Linked DNA regions of Homo sapiens: region 2 is linked to region 1. A link is an interaction called in ENCODE POLR2A ChIA-PET data of the cell type or tissue named here. Cell type or tissue: PC-9. All regions are shown on one strand. Each heading gives the region's core, and the rest is flanking DNA. Links, peaks and the distances in the headings are about the cores only.

The links. ChIA-PET counts read pairs that join two places held together with the same protein. Peaks named below come from ENCODE experiments on the same cell type or tissue, not always from the same donor. Only the 100,000 strongest peaks of a DNase experiment are listed, where the experiment ranks them.
Region 2: POLR2A ChIA-PET joins it to region 1 with 5 read pairs; 4 of 35 experiments call an interaction of 5 or more read pairs at or near these places.

Annotation. Positions count from the first base shown.
Region 1 is chr9:86,200,317-86,204,713 of GRCh38, forward strand. No RefSeq gene overlaps it. Among named protein-coding and RNA genes, the nearest start is that of C9orf153, 57 kb to the right of the region's middle. RefSeq lists a silencer at 2,150-2,199. In PC-9, for the core only: a CTCF peak has its summit at 2,192 (motif pointing right); a DNase peak (open chromatin) is centred at 2,185.
Region 2 is chr9:86,125,632-86,130,028 of GRCh38, forward strand. LOC101927623 (a long non-coding RNA gene) reads left to right here and starts at 1,909. Exons shown (of 5, transcript NR_110996.1): 1 at 1,909-3,450; 2 at 3,599-3,697. In PC-9, for the core only: no CTCF peak of the experiment used is centred there; DNase peaks (open chromatin) are centred at 1,900 and 2,890; H3K4me3 peaks cover 396 bases; H3K27ac peaks cover 2,443 bases.

The DNA of each region.
Region 1 (4,397 bases), core at 233-4,232:
CAAAGGATCTTCCTGCCTCAGCTTCCCAAGTGGCTGGGATTACAGGCATGAGCCACCATGTCCCAGAACTGTGAGCCAAATAAACTTTTGTTCTTTATAAATAACCCAGTATGTGGTATTCTGTTATAGCAGCAGAAAATGGATGAAGACACTGCTCTAACCCTAGAATCAGCTTCTTCTCAAGGAACCCTGATTCTTTTGATTGGAGAATTTTATTAGAAATCAAGATTTGTGCACTGGGTGTGTTGTTGCTACTGGGGTGTCATTGCTTCTAGAACCTTTCAGTGGACAGGGCTAGGAAACATATGTATGCATGCTAACCCAGCTTATCTGTAATTATTTGTGTGTGTGTGTATATATATATATATATGTGTGTGTGTGTGTGTGTGTGTGTGTGTGTGTGAGTTCATAATGATGTCTCTGACTCTACTCTAGTACCACTTAATTCATTCTCACCTTCATGAGGGTGATTCTTCAGAAATGAAAGATCGGAAGTGAGAGAGTGAGAAAAGGAAATGATCAGGGCAGAATTAGGTCATATAGAATTAGAGGAAAATATATTCACTTATTACAGAACTGAAAGTAATCTTGGAGAACCTGTCACACATTGTCATCCAACTTGTTTATTTAACTGGTGAGAAAACTGCAATTCGATAGGGGCTATTCAGGGTCTTAGAGCTAGTTAGCAGCAAAGTAAAGACTCCTTGTTCTGAGAACAGCTTCTTTTGCCCTGGCTATAGGATACAGTCTCATTGGCTAGGTACTTTTCTTTTGAGGGCAAATAGATAAGGAACTGCCCAAAGATTTCAGACAGAGGTGACAGCCTCAGTTTTTATAATGCACAAGGACTGCCCACAAAATGACCAAAGTGATTGAGACACAATATTTTTCCCTCAAAAGCTTAAAGCCTGATGGAGGAAGCAGAATTCATACAATGTGCAAGAACTTAAATAGAAACGGCTTAGACAGGTGCGGTGGCTCACAGTTGTAATCCCAGCACTTTGGGAGGCTGAGGTGGGTGGATCACTTGAGGTCAGGAGTTCGAGACCAGCCTGGCCAATGTGGCGAAACCCCATCTCTACTAAAAAATACACAAATTAGCCGGGTGTGGTGGCAGGCACCTGTAATCCCAGGTATTCGGGAGCCTAAGGCAGGAGGATCACTTGAACCTGGAGGTTGCAGTGAGCTGAGATCGTGCCATTGAACTCCAGCCTGGGTGACAGAGCAAGACTCTGCCTCAAAAGAAAAAGAAGGAAAGAAAGAGAGAGAGAGAGAGAGAGAGAGAAAGAAGGAAAGAAAGAAAGAAAAAAGAAGGAAAGAAAGAAAAGAAAGAAATAAGAAAAAAAGAAAGGAAGAAAGAAAGAGAGAAAAAGAAAAAGAAAGAAAAAGAAAGAGAAAGAAAGAAGGAAAGAAAAGAAAGAAAAAAGAAAAAAGAAAGGAAGAAAGAAAGAGAGAAAAAGAAAAAGAAAGAAAGAAAGAAAGAAAGAGAAAGAAAGAAAAGACTTAAAGAGCTCTGGGTGCACAGAAGTGTAAGTGATTATTTGTGCCTTGGCAGGTGGGGCAAATTTGTCAGGGTAGGATTTCACAAGTGAAACCCAACCCAGATAAATTGAGGAATTCTCCCAAGGTAACTCATCAAGAAGTGTGGACACCAAGTATTTTTGCACACACAGGACAGCCTCTCTTTTTAACAAGGTGAGAGCTTGCCTGTGGCCTTATTCACGAGTCCATGAATCTCAGTAGTTTTCACTCTATGCAGCATTTTGCAAGGTGGAGTGGAAAGCATTTCACTTTGCTTTTGCTGTTTTCAAGATATGTCCCATGGCATGGCAGCCAGATAAGATACTATTGGGGTGCTTTCTCTGAGTGACCTCCCAAGCTTCCCTGGCTTGCTCACGACTTAGAGCTCCCGGTCCTGGGAGGCAGACAGTGGAAAACTCAGAAAGAGGTCAGAATTTTGGGAGCAAGATTTTTCTAGGGAAAGACGGAATCCCTTCAGAAACTACTGATGGGGTTAGGGGATGGAAACCAACAACAGTCAGTTGGTCGAGTTTATCTCCTTAGTACAGGGTGAGATGGCTAAGCTGAAGTGGGTAGTTTTGGATAGCTGGTTGAGCCGCATGCTGGGGCAGTGCCTGACTCAAATCCATGTTCTTACTATTAGCCACTAGGGGGCAATAGCATGCTGAGGATGCTACTCAACTTTGACCCTTAATATGATTAATTTTAGAGATATGTAAGCTTCAAAATCTTCAAATGTTAAAGTTAAATAAACTTTTATTCGGGGCAGAGATGTTCACAGCATCATGGATTCATTTAAAAAGCAAACTTGAGTATGTTAAAAAAAGATTCACTTTTTTTTTTTTCAAAACTGCGTTTACTTACCACTTGTTAGGGATATATAAAAATGTACAAAATAATAATATTAAAATTCTTATTAGATTAATAGCATGCGTTCTATTATGTTGTGATCACTACTCTTTGTGATCATGTATGTTCTATTATGTTGTGATCACTACTCCTTGATTTGTTGGGATTCATTTCCATATTTCTATATCACTATAAAGCAAATAAAAGAACAAGTAAAATGTGTCTATTTCAAATACCTGAATTTATTTTATGGAAAAACAGAGTGTAAACAATGCCTTTATTCCAGAACCCTTCAAAGCATTTTATTTCTCCTAACTTCTCTACTGTCCTCAGTCTCTTTGATTTTTTTCTCCTATTTGATATTATCTTAATTAAGACTCTTTGGGTGGCAAATAACAGCTACCAACTCAATCCAGCTTAAAGCAAAATAGGGGAGTTTATGATAATATTTCACATGTTGAGGCTCAGAAAACAGTACTCCAAAATGAAGGCCTCAGAAGCAAAAGTGTTTCTCCAGCCTCCTGCCCTGCTGTCTCTCGGTCCCATTCTCCCCCAGGCTAGCCATAGAAACTAGGATTCCCCTTCCCCAGGGTGAGTCAGAGAAACCAGAATCCCTTTTCCCCAAAGCCAGCCATAAACCTAAAAATATTACTCTAACCTTCCCTCTACCTTTCTGTGCAAAAACTAGCTGTGAAGAAATTATCTGACCAACGCTGTTTGACTATAAGTCATAAGACCCCCATTCCAGAGAGGGCCCTGCCCCACACCCCGAAGGAAGGAATGCTGCTCAGAAAGGCCAAGAAGAATCTAGGCAGACAGGCCTTGCAGGGTTACCCGCCTCTGTCTGTTAGCATAAAATCATATTTTGTCCAATCACATTTCTACACCGCTGTCCGTACTTTGTTGAACCCAAGCATAAAAATGGACAATTTCTCCTGTATCTTTTTTTTTCTTTTTTTGAGAAAGAGTTTCACTCTTGTTGCCCTGTTAACCAGGCTGGAGTGCAATGGCGTGATCTCAGCTCACTGCAGCCTTCATCTCCCGGGTTCAAGCGATTCTCCTGCCTTAGCTTCCCGAGTAGCTGGGATTACAGGCTCCTGCCACCATGCCTGGCTAATTTTTTGTATTTTTAGTAGGGACAGAGTTTCACCATGTTGGCCAGGCTGGTCTCGAACTCCTGACCTCAGGTGATCCACCTGCCTCGGCCTCCCAAAGTGCTGGGATTACAGGCATGAGCCACTGTGCACGGCCCTCCCCTGTATGTTTGGGTCTTCATTCTGAAGGCTCCCAAGGAATACATGTTAAATAAATTTGCATTCCTTTTCTCTAATTAATCTGCCTTTTGTGAGTTGATTCATCAGCTCTTCCTTGGCCCCTACACAGGTGTGTCTCATGGAGCTGGAAAGCAGGGCCGTAGCCAGAAAAAGCATAGATTGAGGAACTGGGAAGCTACTGAAGACCAAGTATCCATTCTCTTGGTTATTTTCTCAAGTCAGATTGTTTCTTGTCTGACCCTTCCTATGTTATTCTCTTGCTGTGAACAGTGTGTACTTCGCCTCTGTGCATCTTGTTGAAAGGGTTACCCAGAGCTCCTGGGATTGTTGGATAACATGATCATTCTGTTTTTAATTTTTTTGAGGAAACTCCATACTGTTTTCCAAAGTGGCTGTGCTAATTTACATTCCCACCAACAGTGTACAGGGGTGCATTTTATCAGCATCCTCACCGACACTTGTTATATTTTATCTTTATTATAGTATCCAGTCTAGCAGGAGCAAGGTGATATTGCATTGTGGTTTTGATTTGCATTTCCCTGATAATTAGTGATTTGGTGCAGTTTTTCATCTACCTGTTGGCCATCTCCATGTCTTCTTTTGAGAAATGTCTCATCAGGTCCCTTACCCATTTTTATTAGAACTCAGGATTAAGAAACTCACTCAAAACTGCACAACTACATGGAAACTGAACAACCTGCTCCTGAATGACTACTGGGTACATAATGAAATGAAGGCAGAAATAAAGATGTT
Region 2 (4,397 bases), core at 299-4,298, 75 kb before region 1:
CCAGTACTTTTCGGGGCATAAGCTGGTGGATCACCTAAGGTCGGGAGTTTGAGACCAGCCTGGCCAACATTAGTGAAACCCCGTCTCTACTAAAAACACAAAAATTATCCGGGCATGGTGCCACGTGCTTGTAATCCCAGCTACTCAGGAGGCTGAGGCAGGAGAATCGCTCGAACCCAGGAGGCAGAGGTTGCAGTGAGCTGAGATCGCACTACTGAACTCCTGCCTGGGTGACAAAGTGAGACTCCATCTCAAAAAAAAAAAAAATTCTAGAAAACACCAACTAATCTGTATTGAAAGAAAGCATATCAGTGTTGGAGCGTTGGCTAGGGAATGAGGAATGGGTGGGGAAGATCAAGAGGGAGGCATTGCCAAGGGGTCCAAGAAAACTTTGAGGGGGATGAAGATGTGTACTTTTTGAGATGATAGTTTTGCTGGTGTATACATCTATCAAACTATATACTTTAAATATGTGCAGCTTATTGTCTGTCAGTTACACCCCCAACAAAGTTGCTTTTTTTAAAAAAAAGGCGGTGGGGGGGTCGGGTGCGGTGGCTCAGGCCTGTAATCCCAGCACTCTGGGAGGCGGGGGCGGGTGGATCACCTGAGGTCAGGAGTTCGAGACCAGCCTGACCAATATGGTGAAACCCTGTCACTACTAAAACTACAAAAATTAGCTGAACATAGTGGCATGCGCCTATAGTCCCAGCTACTCGGGAGGCTGAGACAGGAGAATTGGTTGAACTTGGGAGGCGGAGATTGCAGTGAGCCGAGATCGCACCACTGCACTCCAGCCTGGGCAACAGAGTGAGATTCAGTCTCAAAACAAAACAAACAAACAAACAAACAATCTGTTGCCAGTTTCCTAGGAATGCTCTGGGCTTATTCTCTGCATTTTCCCACCCTGCCTCTCCCCTCCTCCCCCTCTCCTCTCCACAAAAGGGAACACATCACACAGGCTGTACTGCTCCTTACTTTGTCAGTCTCTGGTGTGTTTTAGGCTTATTCCATATCAGCACACAGGCTTTGCCTCATTCTTTTTGGTGGCTGTGTAGTTCTGACCTCAGTGCTCTAAAGCCATGCATTTAAGTGATTTGTCCTCTGCTTGTTCAGCTCTGAAATTTGTCATTACGCAGGCTTAACCCTGTATCAGTTAGGAGCCGCTTTTCTATTCCACCCTCTTATTGTTAATATGTGAGTCCAAGAGATTATGAGTTAATTGAGGGCAGGGACTCACATATCCACATCTCTATCTTCCACCAAAAAATAATGTTCTGCTCTGCAAATAGCAAATACAAAAAGCACAGCACAAAGTTCGCATCCAGCAGGCTTCATCCCAGCAGAATAAGCGAGAGGGACTCAGCACCAGTCAGTCCCATTTTGGTTAGTGAGAAGGTGGTGCCTTAGGGAAGAACACTGCATACTTCGAAGGCTGCTCTAGGGTCTGTAATCACAGCCCTCTGTGTTTGGGTTCATTCACACGGTGTTTATCTTCTGGGATTTGCTCCACAACACCCTTCAGGAAGGGTTTTGAAGGTTGTGGAAAAATCAGTGTGTGCAGCCAACAAAAGGGCAACAAGCCAATTGTGGTTATACAGGGCTGTTTTAAGAGTCAAGTCATGTTTGGGATGGGGGTGGGGTGCACAGTCTTGTATCAAGCATTTTCTGTAGCAGAGCTCAATCAGCATCTACAAGGCAGGGCTGGGCCACTCCTGCCTCTGAGCCTGTCTTCAGTAGTGGGTGCCTTTGTAACGAGCCAGCCTGTCCCCGGACCCAGGCAGAGTGACAAAACAGCTACACATTCATGAAGAACACTGGCTGTCTCCATAACAACCACGGTTAACATGACTCTGTAGAACTATGGGCGTGGCCCTTGGGTCTCCTGGCCTGGCTACCAACATGCCTGTGGCTTCTCATTGGGCCCCGTGAGTGCTGGCAGGGCTGTGAAGCAGGTGTGACTAATGGGTCAGCTCCCCGCTGGGACTGTGACCCTGAAGCTAACAAACCTAAGGGCAAGGCCAGGCGCAGCAGCTTTCTGAGTCTCTTCTGAAGTGGCTTGAAGTCGATACTGTGTGTGTATGTAAGATCTAGCCTGAAGGAAGGCGCTTTGTTCAGTTGCTAACTTATTTTCTTGGTGGTAAGCTTTAGATATCACTTAGCTTTTATGTTTGCTTGTTTTGTTACAGATTAAGTAGCTGTCATAAGAAAAAGGACTATTTACTTACTATCTGGAGTCTTGTTCTGTTTGATACCCCTAGGCACATGTTCAATTCAGAGATAAGAGCCCTGGAAGTTATAGATTGCAAACAGTTTTTTCCCTGAAAACAAAACTGACATATTTATATACAATGATAAATACATAGATAGACTAATGATCAGTTTATGGATATTTGGCAATATGCCTCTCAATAATCATCACATTATTCATAATGTTTATAAATTCATAAATATAAGCGCACATTACAGCAACTTATTAACAATGTTCTATAAGCCAGAAAAGCACCATGAATACAAAATAAATTATTATAGTTCCTGAACAGTACTTTTACCTGCTAAATATTTTGTGGCCTTCAACAGCTCAGCCAGACAGTCAAAAGGAGAGCAACTTAGCAGAAGATTTTGGTCTAGCTGAGGATTCAGATCACTGAAGAACTTAAGTTTAGGCTGTTAAACAAAATTATGGGAGCCCGTTATTTTGGACTGAACTCCTGTACTAGGCCCCAACAGACGAGACCAAACCAAAATGGAGTCATTCATGCTAAATGCCTCGTCATCAAATAGAAGCTTTAAGGAAGCAGATAGATCCAACATAGACTAGTTTTTCTTGAGAACAGAAGATTCCAGTCTACCTGTGTCAGTGCAATAAGGAAGTCCTCTCTGCTTTAATTTTTACACAAAAAGTAACCTCATGTTAGCCAATCCGACTTTAAAATTTTTTTTTTCCTATTTCCTTGTTCTCACCTTACAAAACCCACTGTTCTGCTGCTGTCCAGCAGGAACCCTCATGCTGTTTTGTAGAATGGAAGCTGCCCTGATTCATGAATTGCAAATAAAAGCCAATTAGATCTATAACTATATTTGTTGGAATTTTGTCTTTTGACAAGACCAACTGGACCTTCCCTTTCTTGGTTAAAATCTGCAAGACTCTTCTTCCTTGGTCACACTGGACAATTGGCTTGTTAGAGCTGCAGTCAGGGGAACCTGGGAGAGACTCACCTTGCGAAGAAGACAAAGGCCACGGTGCTAATGGTGGTGGTGCAGGTATCCTGAGATGGCCAGAGCTCAGAGAAGTTCATGTCAAGAGGTGACAAGCCACAGTGAATTTACGGAATTTTTGTTTCTATGTTTATGGAAATTTATGTGTGCACTCATGCCGTGTTATGGACTGAATTGTGTCCTCCCAAAATGCATATGTTGAAACCCTAACGTCTAAAGTGACAGTATTTTGAGGTAGGGCCTCTGAGGAAGTAATTAAGGTTAAAGAGGTTATAAGAGTGGGGCCCTAGTGATGAGATTTGTGCCCCTGTAAGAAGAGACACCAGCCCTCACTATCTCTCCCTGTCCCTCTCTCTTTCTGTCTGTCTTTCTGCCATGTAAGGACACACAAAGAAGGCAGCCACCTGCAAGCCAGGAAGAGAGCCCTCACCAGGGACCAAAATGGCCAGTGCCTTGATTTTGGACTTCAGCCTCCAGGAGAGTAAGAAATAAATTTCTGTTTCTTAAGCCACCTAATCTGTGATATTTTGTTATGGCCATTTGAACTGACTCAGACAGCCAGGATCACTTATTTAGTTGTTCATTAATTTATTGATCCATTCAAGAAATTCAACAACTCTCTATTGAGTGCTTTATGTACCAGGCACTGTTTTTGGAGGTCAGGATGCATCAGTGACAGAAGACAAAAAGATTCCTACATTGTAAGCTTACCTGTAGGGACAGTAAACAATCAACATTAGAAGTAACTAAATCTGTGGTGATGATACTATACATTTTGTGATGTACCTTAACAGTACATAAATGTCTTTTACACCCATTATTGCATCTGACCTGGCAGACCCCGGGAGGTATGAGGAAATGAAGCCCACTCTCCAGGTCACATGGCTGGTACCAATTATAGTAGTAGCTAATAAGTATTTAGCTGCTTATTATGTGCTAGGAGCTGTTCTATGTGTGTGTTAACTCATTGAATCCTAGCAACAATTCTAGAAGTTGTTTTCTACAATAAAGGCACAGAGAAGTAATTTGTTCAAGGTCAGCTGGGTGCAGTGGCTCACACCTGTAATCCCAGCACTTTGGGAGGCTGAGGCGGGTGGATCATGAGGTCAGGAGTTCAAGACCAGCCTGGCCAAGATGGTGAAACCCCATCTTTACTAAAAATACAAAAATTATCCAGGCGT